Regions from separate parts of the Homo sapiens genome. Here region 1 is linked to region 2. Evidence: chromatin contacts called from ENCODE Hi-C or POLR2A ChIA-PET data. All regions are on one chromosome and are shown on one strand. The core of a region is the stretch at or near the end of the contact, and the rest is flanking DNA. Distances in the headings are between cores, read along the strand shown.

The links. Hi-C counts contacts between places; a loop is a spot of excess contacts on that map. ChIA-PET counts read pairs that join two places held with the same protein, here RNA polymerase II (POLR2A). Pooled maps may share reads with other maps.
Region 1: a loop to region 2 is called in a pooled map, with 6 times the contacts of the local background. The contact joins the promoter of CLCF1 here to the promoter of LRFN4 in region 2. A Hi-C loop is called at or near these places in 1 of 168 maps with a recorded cell type or tissue (PC-9) and 4 of 50 pooled maps. POLR2A ChIA-PET finds 5 or more read pairs at or near these places in 1 of 52 experiments (AG04449).

The regions. Positions count from the first base shown.
Region 1 is chr11:67,370,157-67,376,360 of GRCh38, forward strand. CLCF1 (cardiotrophin like cytokine factor 1) reads right to left here and starts at 3,442. Exons shown (of 3, transcript NM_013246.3): 1 at 3,368-3,442. The coding sequence starts at 3,383. All of the region lies in intron 2 of LOC100130987 (a long non-coding RNA gene), which reads left to right. RefSeq lists silencers at 2,831-3,170, 3,731-3,780.
Region 2 is chr11:66,855,814-66,861,700 of GRCh38, forward strand. It overlaps LRFN4 (leucine rich repeat and fibronectin type III domain containing 4), which reads left to right and starts at 1,251. Exons shown (of 2, transcript NM_024036.5): 1 at 1,251-3,280; 2 at 3,824-4,662. The coding sequence starts at 1,932. The coding sequence ends at 4,382. The region is part of intron 12 of PC (pyruvate carboxylase); the gene reads right to left. RefSeq lists silencers at 337-866, 1,027-1,136.

The DNA of each region.
Region 1 (6,204 bases), core at 2,192-4,691, 520 kb after region 2:
GCTTCCACTCTGGGCAAAGCCATGCCCGTGTCTCAGGCAGCAGGAGGGAAAGCAGCGTGGGGTGAACACCTGCGGTTTAGTCGTGAGCTTGGGAACCCAACACAGCTCGCCTGCCTCCTGAGGAGAGTGCGTGGTGGGCTTCCTGGAGCCCTCATCCATCCTCCCTCAGGCTCATGTTGTGCAGGTGGACCCCGGCCACTGGGGCTGTGTCCTAGGTCCCCCTCTCCCCCTCCCCACCAGTCCTGGCCCCCAGCCCGGCCCCCGCCCCAGCTCTGCCTCTGGCTGCTGCCCACTGATTGTTTACATCCCGTCTTCTCTGTGTGTTTATAAATCCGGCTGAGCACGTGAGGAGCTAACGAGTACAGCTCACGTTTCCTGCAACAGCCCCCCACCCCCGGCCAGCCCCTAATTCCATCCAGATCCCTGGGCCCTAGGAACCAAGGCTCTCCTCATGAACACACACACACACACACACTCTCTCTCTCTTAGCCCAAGGAAGTGACTGGCCACCCAGACAGCTGCACAGGCAGGCGCACCCGTGAGCACATGTCTTTAGCCACTTTAGCCAGCTGCCCCTCAGTCCCTGGCCTGGACACCCCCAGGCTGACCTTTCCCAGTGAGGGTGAGAGTTCAGCCATGCAGATGTGCCAGGGTGCTTAGGGTGGTAGGACAAGTCAATGGGAGTCTCTGCACCTGGGACTATAAGAGCTACGCTAAGAACTGTAAGCCCTAAATGTTGCAGCCAGGGAGGCACTGCAGAGCTCCAGAGGTGGGGCATGGTGGCCTCAGGCTGGGCTGAATATGGGAGCCAGGAGGAAAGGCCAGACCAGGACCAGCGCTGGCTGCGGTTGGAGGGGTCTGTTGAGGGGAATTGAGGGATGGAGTGGGTTAGGCGGGCAGAGTGGGTGAGGAGTGGGCTAGGGATGGAGTGGGTGAGGTCCAGGCATTGTGACGGTAGGAAACTGCCCCAGGGGCGTGTCCTGACCTACCTTCCCAGGCAAAGGCCCACAGAAACCCATCTTCCTTCCACCCTCTGGGCTGCTGCTTTCCCCTCTCTTACTTATCTCCCTTCTGCCTTTTCCTTGGTTCCTTTTACCCCAGGCCACTGAGAAGTAGCTTGGTGAGTGGGGACACATGGGCCTGGGAATTGGGAGACCTAGCTTTGCCACCAATTCGTCTGGTGACTGTGGGCTTGCACAAGGAGGTCACATTATGCAAGCTCAATTCCTCCTAGAGGAAACACACGGGGCTTCATCTCTCCTCTCCTCTCCAGCATCCCCCTTTGTGCCCTTCTCCTCCAGCCTAAATGACAGAGGTCACTGAGGCCCAGGGGAAGAAGCTGAGGGTGGGCCAGCCCCACTGCCTTATGAAGTCAGTAACCAAGCAAGCGAGACAGGAGTTGGGCTTTGGCTGGAGTGAGAGGGTTCCTGATTGTGCCACAAGAGGGCCATGGGTGTGCTCAGGGAGGCCAGCGGGGAGCCAGGGGGGAGCCCAGCAGCCCACTGAGAGCCAGAGGCAGGAGGAGCAGTGAAGGAGGAGTCCAGGGCAGTGGTGGGTGAATTGGAAAGGGTGTTGTTATCAAGAGGGGCGTGGGGGGGGAGGAGAGTGCAGGAGCCAGGTGTGCACAAGAGGTGGGACGTGGGGAGGAATGTGAAGTGTCAGTGAGCCAGTGGCTGGTGTGCAGGGGTGGCGTGCAGGGGTGGTGTGCAGAAGTGTGACGGACAAGAGTGTGGGTCTGTGAATGAAGGGGACAGGGAGCCATTGCACCCATCAGCAGTGTCACTTCTGGGGCTGCCGGGTGACAATTGCCATCTCTGCTTCCTCCCCGGTGGAGCGTGTGGCTCCAGGGCAGCGAGGGTGTCTGAGCTGGCCAGGAGCGCGTCTGGTCTGTTAGGGGAATATGTACTCGCATCCTGTCCGGTGTGAGGGGCAACGTGTGCTCCCGAGCTGTGGCGGAGGTCAGTCGGGGTCAGTGAAAGCACAGAGGTGTCCCTGGGTTAGGGTCAGAGAAGGAGGACCCAGTAGAGCAGCGTGCCCAGTGCCCCCCACCCCTAGCCTCTCTCCAAGGCTTAGCCTCCACCCGCCCGTCTCCCCTCCTCTCCTGGTAGCCCCTCACACCCCGGGGGGAGGGCCAGGCTGGGAGCTGGGGGAACAGGGGTCCTCTGGGATTGGGAGGGTCTGTGGGGAGGGCTCCAGAAGCCCAGCACGGAGTTGTGGAAAGGAAGGCGGGTGGGGAGAGCAAGCATGAGGGGACCTCTGGCGAGCCCCGGGGACTCTTTCGAAGGTTTCCTTCGAGGGGCTCGGCCGGGAAGCTGCACGGCGGCGGTTGCCAGCTGGCCCTCCCTGCTGGCGGTGACCTCTCGCTCTGGGACCCCTCCCGGCGCTGCGCCTTCCCCCTGTGTGGCCTCGGCGCCCCCGGCCCCGCCCCCTCCCGCTCCCGCCCGGTCGCTCCTTCCCCGCGGCGGGGGCGGGGGCGGGGGCGGGGGCGGGGTCCGGGGCACCGGGCTCCGGGCTCTGCCCGGCGCTGCCCTTTCCCGCGCGTCAACTCCCCTCCTGCCCGGGCTGAGCGGCTGCTCCCGCCGCTCCCTGGCCAGTGACAGACTTTTTCCTGCCGGGTCCGGCCCGGCTGCGCCAGCCCCCCGCCAAACAATAATCACTCCCAGGCCACGGTGGCCCGGGGGACTCGCGGCCGCCGCCCGCCGCCCCTACCTGCCGCCGGCTCCCCGGCCGTGGGCACCATGGAGGGTTCCGGCCGCGCGGCGCGTAGCTAGGAAGCCGCGAGTCCCGCGGCGCGGCTCGGCCCGTCCGGCCCGGCCCAGCCAGGCTCGGCGCTGCCCTCCGCCCTCCTCTCCGCCGCCCGCCCTTCCTCCCGCCCGCCCTCCTACCCCTCCCGGCGGGCCGGGGAGGGAGAGCGGCGCGGCCCGAGGTGTCGGCCTCCCCTCGCCTCCCGCCGCCCGGCCTCGGGCTCCCCCGGCCTCCCTCCCTCTTCCTCTCCCAGCCCCTCCTCCCACCCGCAGCCTCGCTCCCCGCCTCGGACTCTCTGGCCCCGACTGGTGCGCGGGGCTCTGGGGCTGCGGCTCCTACGGCCCGCCTCGCTGGGGCTCCAGGTTGCCGCCTCCCCAGGTCTGCGATCGTCCGGGCTCCCCGCCGCTCCCGGCCACCTCCTGGCCCCGCCGTGCGGACTCCAGGAATGCCGCGTCCCCGCCCGGCCCCTCTCGAGGGCGCCCAGCCGTGCCTCCCCCGGCCCGAGCCCAGCTCCCTGGCCCGGCCCCGGCGCGGGGCTCCCGGGGGTCAGGGCAGGACGGGAACCGGATCTCGTGGCTGCTTGGCGGGGCGGGGGTCGGGGCCTCGGCCGCCTGGCTCCTACCTGCTCGGAGGTCCATGGGGCTGGGGCCGGGCCGGCCGGGTGCGGCTCCTCTCCCGGAGGCTGGCGGAGTGGGAGGGCGAGCCGCGGCTCCGGCGAAGCTTTAATAATCCCATCCGCCAGGCCCACTCGCAGGTTTTTTTCGCTCGGTTTCGGATTTTTTTTTTTTTTCGGTGTGGGACATTCTGCAAACTTTTTTTTTTTTTTTCTGACGTGTAAAGCTGTAACCACAAATTGTAGCGGCCCTCCCCGGGGTGGGGGTAGGAGGGGGGAGGAGGGAAGGGAGGGCTTCTGGGGCTCCCTCTCCCTCCCACAGCACCGAGGGGGGGTGAGGTGAGGCGAGGCTGTGGCGGTACCACCCTGGGCCTCCTGGGGGAGGGGGCGGGGAGGCCATCAGTCCGTCTGAGGACTCCCAGGAGCCGGGGGACAGCGCCGGCTTCGGGTGGGCTTCTCCCCAGGCGTTGGCCTGGGACACCGCCCCCTGCCCCCTGTCCCCTGCCGATGCGGGGTCCCTGATCCAACCTACCTCTGCCTGTGCGAGGTCCCTGCTCCCACCCTACCTCTGCCTCCTCATCTCTAACCTTCCCTCCTCCTCCCCCTTGAGTAAATGCAATGACACATTCTCCCAAATGCCAGCGAGCTGGCCTGGGAGCAAGTGATGGTGTTTTTCCTGCTGCCCTTTGTCTGGGCTGACCGCCCCCCCTGCCTATTGTCCCGCCGCTTGTCCCATTTCCAAAAGCTAGAGCTAAGCGAGGCGCTGGGGCTGGGGCAGGTGACTAACCAGCTCACAATGCCCCCTGCGGGGGAGGAAGAGGGCACTGCAGGCCCACTGCCCGGCCCAGAGGCGAGAAGAGGCCACTTGGCGGGACTTTTTCCCTCAAGTTCACAAGGTTCTTCATTCTTCCTCCAGTGACCAGGGAGAATGTACATGGGTGGGGGATTTGTAATTCATTAATCAGCACGAGGCAACGGACCAGTTTCAACACCACAGGCTTCTTGGGTGACTCAGCGGGAATGCTCCGATTCAAGGCGATGGACCGCCCGAGCGTCCCCATTTGTGAAATGTTTCCCCATGAAGACCCTGGCATTCTCCTTCCTTTGGGGTTTCGGGTTGTTGGTTTTTCCGGTGGTGAGGTGGGGGTGGCTTAGCGGTGAGGGCTCCCCCTCCTTCCCGCAGGCCTGGGTTGGGATTTGCTGGGCAGGATACCTGGGGGTATGCCTGGACCCTCCCAGAGGGGGTCCCCTCCTCCCTCTCCAAGGGCTGCCGGGGAGAACACGCTCAGAGGAGGCAGCTCTAACCCAGGGCTGGGGACTGCCCTGCTTCATGATTTTCCTGGGGGAGAGTCATGTGGTCCCCAAGGCTTGGGTGCCCTATAGCCACACCACCAATTAAATCACTGGGTAATAAGTTGCTTTTGTTGTTGTTTATTTATTGTTTCAAAGTGGGAGAGGCCAGTGGTGGGCCAGACCTGGAAGGTGATGCCTCTCCCTGGAGTGGCATCAGAGATTTGTCTCCCACTCCTTCCTGGTGCCCCTGGAATGGGAGGGCACTCTGCCAGTCCAGCCCCAGCGCCTCCAACCTGTGGCCTGGGCAGGCATCCTGATCATGGCCAGTGCTGGGTCCCAGGGCAGCTCTTCCCTTCTCTGTACCGCGAGCACTGAGGTGGGGGGGTGGGGGGGGTGGGGAAGAAGTTTGTTTTCAATTACCTCACTGGAGTGGGACAGACTTTGTTGTTGGGTTGGTTTTTTTTTTTCTCTCTCTCTCTGTCCTTTCTTCCTTTTTTTTTTCCTAAACAAGGAGAAAAAGGGCTGGGAAAGGAGAGCTGGCTTGGGGTGGGGGGCAGGGGACTTTGAGGGACCTCAGTAGCAGCTCTGATGAAAACTGCCTGGAGGGACCCTTGTGAAAAGTGCTCAGGGCCTACCTCTGCCCCCCCCACCGCCCCCGCACCTCCTCCCTGCCCCCACCAGCCAGGACTCTGGAGTTTCAGTGACATTCCTGATGGATGAACCCAGTGATTTCTTGATGCCCATGCCAAGGTCAAGAAGGCAGATGCCCATGGGTGCATGGCACGGAGGCCAGCCAGGAGGTCCCCCTAGCTGCTACCCTTTCAGAGGGAGGGGGCCAAGAAGGAGGGGAGAGGGAGAAGGGGAGCCGCTTCAGCCTCTCCCTCCGCCTCGAAGCCGCTCCTTGTGGAGTCTGCACAATGTGGTTTGGATTTGGCTGAGCCCCTCAGCACCTTATAAAGCACCTTGCTGAGTCAGGGAGAAAGCAGCCCCAGTGTCGGGGGAGCGGAGGGGAGGGGGCGCTGAAGAAAGGGGCGGGGGCGAGAGAAGAGGGGTGAGACCAGAGAAGGGGCAAGACTGGGAAGGAAAGAGGAGACACAAAGAGGCAAATGGGTGGGAGTGAGAAAGAGGGGAGGAGGGAGCTGGGAGGAAGAGGGGGAAGCAGCGGATGCGGGGAGAGGAAGACACTGAAGCAGAAGGTGGGAGTGGACAACGCCATCCCCAGCACACATCCACCTGGGGCAGCCAGAAAGCACTGGTTTGCAGGAACTGAGGGCTGCAGCTCTGAAACAGGGACCCAGGCCAGGTGGGTACAGGGACAATTGGCTTTACACACAGCCCCCCAGTCCCCAGTTTGTCTTTGAATCTTAATGTAGTGACCCCGAAAGCTGGGAAAGTTGTGTTCTCCCTCTGCCTCTTGGACTTGCCTCCCTGCCCTCTCCCCTCACCTAGTGGGGGCCAAGCCTCTCCCCTCCCCTCCCCCACCTTCCACACTGCCAAAGGGAAAAGCAGCTCCATCTCCAAGCTGCCAGTGCCCCTCTGCCATGCCTGGGCAA
Region 2 (5,887 bases), core at 1-2,500:
CATCCAACTCTCCTGGCCTACAGGAGGAACTTGTTTTCAGTGGTCAGGTAACGTGCCCAGGACTACACTGCTGTGCTGACAGGATCAGAATTCCAATCTTGGGTTTCCCCGAGTTTCCTGCCACCTGGCCCATGGGGATCAGGGCTGGAGGGAGAACGAGGATGGCTGAGGTTTAGGTGGCTTAAGGACCAGGAGACACGGGGAGGTGGTGACTTCCTGTTTCCCAACTGGGCAGACCACTGGTGGTGGCGGGCACAGCTGGAAGGAAACCAGGCTCGCCGAGCCACCGAAGCCCCAGCTTTCTCAACCAGGAAGCAAAGAACCTCCCCCACCTCACGCCGGGAGCCCTTTCTCTGAGAGGAGCTGGTTCCGAGCCGCTCTTCCAGGGAAATGGCCCGGCGGCGACAGAGCGGGAGGGAGGGGCCGCAGGCGCTGCGAGGACGCACAGCTTCCCAATGCGTGCCCCCGGCGGTTGGGAAGCCGCGCCGCGCAGACCAATCCGGCCCGAGGCGGAGGCCGGTTGGCTCCGGAACGCCTGGCCCGCGGGGCGGGCGGGGCAGCTGGGGAGGGAGGGAGAGGCGAGAGGCAGCTGGGGACAGGGCGGGGCGGCGGGGGCGGGGCGCCTGCCCGGAGGCCAAGCCCTCTCGGCCCCACCCCGCAGCAGCCCTGCCAGGGGCGCCGCCCCAGCCCCCCCCACGGCCGAACCCCGTGCCGGTTGGGGACCCTCCACGTGACTCGGTGATGCAGAACGGTTATGACCTTCAGCGTGTGTCTGTGAACGCAAGGGTCCCAGCAACAGTGCGGGTTTGCGCTCGGCCCTGCCCGTGGGTGCAGGGACGTGTGGGTGTGTGGGCATGTGTGGGTGTGTTGGGGAGGGTGCCCAGCGACATGTGACAAAGACGCCCGTCTCCGGGAGATGGTGAAGGGGCCCGCGAGCAGGCGCTTTGTCTGGCTGTCTGCAGAGTGAGGTTCGCGCCGCGGCGGCGGGCGCCCGTGCGGTGCAGGATGCCGGGGCGCCAGGATGGCCGGGGGCGCGCGCGCCTGTGCCAGGGTGAGTGCGCTGCGGCAGCGCCGGGGGACAGCGCGGAGGGCCCGCGCCGGCCCGGGCCTCGGGCGTGACTGGGCGCCACCCGTGGGCGCTGCAGCGGCCGCGTGTCCCCGTGACCTCAGGAGCCGGCCCGGGCCCGGGTGGATCCCCGCGCGCCCCTCCCCGTCCGCCCTCCACGTGCGTGTCCGCGGCGCGCGCGCCCGCCGGCGCGCACCCGCTCGCCTGTCGCCGCCGCCACCGCTAACCGCGCCGGGAAAAGGTGCCGGGAACCGAGCGAGCCGGGGCCGCGGGCCCGAGCGCCATGGGCCCGAGGGTGGGCGGCGGGCGGCCGGTCATCCCCGGGCCTCGTCCCCGCGGGAGAGCGGCCAGGAGTCGGCGGGGGCCGGCCGGGCTCGCAGGGAGGCCGGCCCGCGCCCCCTGAGCGACGGACACCAGGTGAGGGGGCCGCCGGGCGCAGCGCGGGGGCCGGCCAGGGAGGGGCCACGGACTCCACGGGAGGTTCGGGGGGCGCCTTCTCTGGCGGGGGAGGGTATGGCGGGGAGTGGGGAGGCGGCTGGCGATTCCTGGGGACGCCTGGGAAAGGAAGTTCCGGGACCCTCCCTGCTCTCGGTCCTCCTCCGCTTCCTGCCTCATGCCTCACCTTGTCCCCAGCGCCTGGACTCCCCCTTAACTGCTTGGGAAATGTGACCTTTGCTCTGGGGGGCCTGGCCCTGCAGGCCCCAACCTTCCCTCATCTCTGGCGGCCCTCTTGGGCCTCTGACCCAGCCCCTCCCCGGGCCAGGCTCACAGAAGCTGGCTTCTGGGACTGTCCTGGGCCCAAGTGGGCACCTGCGCCAGCCCCACCTGTGCCTGGGCTGTGGCCCCTTCCTACAGGGCGCTCACCATGGCCCCGCCGCTCCTGCTGCTGCTGCTGGCCAGTGGAGCGGCCGCCTGCCCGCTGCCCTGCGTCTGCCAGAACCTGTCCGAGTCGCTCAGCACCCTCTGTGCCCACCGAGGCCTGCTGTTTGTGCCGCCCAACGTGGACCGGCGCACAGTGGAGCTGCGGCTGGCTGACAACTTCATCCAGGCCCTGGGGCCCCCTGACTTCCGCAACATGACGGGACTGGTGGACCTGACACTGTCTCGCAATGCCATCACCCGCATTGGGGCCCGCGCCTTTGGGGACCTCGAGAGCCTGCGTTCCCTCCACCTTGACGGCAACAGGCTGGTGGAGCTGGGCACCGGGAGCCTCCGGGGCCCCGTCAATCTGCAGCACCTCATCCTCAGCGGCAACCAGCTGGGCCGCATCGCGCCGGGAGCCTTCGACGACTTCCTAGAGAGCCTGGAGGACCTGGACCTGTCCTACAACAACCTCCGGCAGGTGCCCTGGGCCGGCATCGGCGCCATGCCTGCCCTGCACACCCTCAACCTGGACCATAACCTTATTGACGCACTGCCCCCAGGCGCCTTCGCCCAGCTCGGTCAGCTCTCCCGCCTGGACCTCACCTCCAACCGCCTGGCCACGCTGGCTCCGGACCCGCTTTTCTCTCGTGGGCGTGATGCAGAGGCCTCTCCCGCCCCCCTGGTGCTGAGCTTTAGCGGGAACCCCCTGCACTGCAACTGTGAGCTGCTGTGGCTGCGGCGGCTGGCGCGGCCGGACGACCTGGAAACGTGCGCCTCCCCGCCCGGCCTGGCCGGCCGCTACTTCTGGGCAGTGCCCGAGGGCGAGTTCTCCTGTGAGCCGCCCCTCATTGCCCGCCACACGCAGCGCCTCTGGGTGCTGGAAGGCCAGCGGGCCACGCTGCGGTGCCGGGCCCTGGGTGACCCCGCGCCTACCATGCACTGGGTCGGTCCTGACGACCGGTTGGTTGGCAACTCCTCCCGAGCCCGGGCTTTCCCCAACGGGACCTTAGAGATTGGGGTGACCGGCGCTGGGGACGCTGGGGGCTACACCTGCATCGCCACCAACCCTGCTGGTGAGGCCACAGCCCGAGTAGAACTGCGGGTGCTGGCCTTGCCCCATGGTGGGAACAGCAGTGCCGAGGGGGGCCGCCCCGGGCCCTCGGACATCGCCGCCTCCGCTCGCACTGCTGCCGAGGGTGAGGGGACGCTGGAGTCTGAGCCAGCCGTGCAGGTGACGGAGGTGACCGCCACCTCAGGGCTGGTGAGCTGGGGTCCCGGGCGGCCAGCCGACCCAGTGTGGATGTTCCAAATCCAGTACAACAGCAGCGAAGATGAGACCCTCATCTACCGGTGAGGATGCGTGCCCCACACCCGGCTGCACTCCCGGCGCCCTTCCTCCGCCCTCTGCTCCCCACAAGGCTTTGCTTCCACCCCTCCTCTCTCTGGGGCTGACACCCCCTCCCCGACCATGGCTGCTGGACTCTTGGAGGAGCAGTGGCCTGGCCTGGCCTGGCTGCCTGAGGGGGCTGGAGCTCAAGGGGCGGCAGAAGGACCCCACCCCGAGATGTCCCAGGTGTCACTGAGCTGTGCAGGCCTCCCCGGCAGCAGGTGGCGGTTGGGTCTGTCTGAAGCACATGGCCCGCGCCCGCGTGTTATTTCTGCCTCTGCTGGTGCCATCCCCCCACCCCATTCCCCTCGCTTGCCTGCGTCCTGTGCCAGTGCACACACCCATCTCCTGGCCACACTCTCCAGCCTGTTCACCTTCCTGAGTGAACCCAAGAGCCCGAGTGGCCCCAGGGGGAGGGGTGTTTGGAGCTGGGAGCACGGGAGTGGGGAGGTGAGGATGGGGCTAGACCCCAGCCCCGGGCTCTGACCACCTGCCCTTGCCTGCAGGATTGTCCCAGCCTCCAGCCACCACTTCCTGCTGAAGCACCTCGTCCCCGGCGCTGACTATGACCTCTGCCTGCTGGCCTTGTCACCGGCCGCTGGGCCCTCTGACCTCACGGCCACCAGGCTGCTGGGCTGTGCCCATTTCTCCACGCTGCCGGCCTCGCCCCTGTGCCACGCCCTGCAGGCCCACGTGCTGGGCGGGACCCTGACCGTGGCCGTGGGGGGTGTGCTGGTGGCTGCCTTACTGGTCTTCACTGTGGCCTTGCTGGTTCGGGGCCGGGGGGCCGGAAATGGCCGCCTCCCCCTCAAGCTCAGCCACGTCCAGTCCCAGACCAATGGAGGCCCCAGCCCCACACCCAAGGCCCACCCGCCGCGGAGCCCCCCGCCCCGGCCGCAGCGCAGCTGCTCTCTGGACCTGGGAGATGCCGGGTGCTACGGTTATGCCAGGCGCCTGGGAGGAGCTTGGGCCCGACGGAGCCACTCTGTGCATGGGGGGCTGCTCGGGGCAGGGTGCCGGGGGGTAGGAGGCAGCGCCGAGCGGCTGGAAGAGAGTGTGGTGTGATGGACGGGCAGCTTCCTGTGTGCTCCAAGGGATGAGCCTCGTGGGGCAGAGGGCCCGGGGCCGCCGCCTGGCCTGGGAGTCCCTCCCTGGTTTTTATTCTCAGTACCTCAGGCTCCCCTGTGTACTTGGAGGGGCAGGGAGCCCTTTCCTCGGTTCTGGCCTCCAGACCAGGGTAAGGGCAGGCCCCTCCAACAGGTGCTCACAGCCACCGAGGCAGGGGCTGCAGCCACCCACTGGGAGTCTTGTTTTTATTTATAATAAAATTGTTGGGGACACCTCAGTGCTAGTCTCTGGTGTTGTCTGGCTAGGTCCCCCGAGACGGGAGGACAGGACACGGGCCGCTGGTGGCACACGGACAAGGGTGGGGCTACCAGGGCCGGTGGGGGCAGTCACAGCAGCCTGGGGCCTCCTGGCTTCCTGTCCACAGGGGCGGCCCAGGGCTGCGGCCAAGGGCTGTGCCTGGTGTCTTCTGACCTGCAAGAGCATGGGCTTGGGCAGGCGGCCTACCCTCGCCTGTAAGTGCAAAGAACGCCCCTTCCTGCCAGGTGGCGACAGGACGCCGTATCCAGTGTAAAGCCTGGGGAGCACGTGTGAGCGCCTTCCCCATGGCACTTCAGGGTCTGCGGGGCGGACACAGGACTGGACTAAGCAACAGGAGGAGGTGGGGGACGGTACAGCCCTCTGGGAGAACGGACCTGGGCTGAGCGTACAGTGAAAAGTCCTCATGGCTCCAGGTGCTGACAGCTGTGTCTGCCACCTCCCAGGGCATCTTGTGGACTGGTAAAACGCCATCCCAAAGGGACTGGAAGGGCAGGGAACCCCACTGCTCTGCCATCAGCCCGTGATCCTCTGGAAGGTTCCTGTCAGAACTGTGGGTCCGAGCAGGACCGCAGCTGCCAGCTCAGATGTGCTCTGGGCCTTCCTGGGAAGGCGGCCTTCGCCCTCCCTCGCTGCAGGGAGGCAGCCGGATGGGCACGAGCCCTGCTTTCTCTGCTAGGACCCCTGGCCAGGCCCGGGCAGCCTCCGACCTGGCCCAGCCCCTGCAGCCTCCTGAACTATCTGCTTCTAGGCACTGGCTGGGGGGCATGGGCAGACGTGGCCCTCAGCCCTGCAGAGGGTCAAGCTCCCCCAGGTGCTGTATGAAAACTCAGAAGGCGGCCCTGGCACCCCAGGCCACGGCAAACACGCTGCACAGACTCCCTGGTGTTTTCTGTGTGAGGGCCAAGGCGCTGCCACCGGGCAGCCGAGGTGAGGCAGGTGCTCTAAGGCATACGTGTGTTCACGTGTGCATGGACCTGGCTCACACGCGTGTGCCTGCCCTCCCAGCCCCAGAACATGCAGCTAGAGGTGGGCTTCGAGAGCCTGGTTTAGATGAATGGGAGCAAGGTCCTCGACAGAGAAGGGTGTGGGGAGCGAACGCCATGGAGGAGTGGGCGGGGGCGCGGGACAGGGTGGGTGGGCACAGACGGCAAAGGGACAGGAGGGCCAGGGCTGCCACGCTGGGC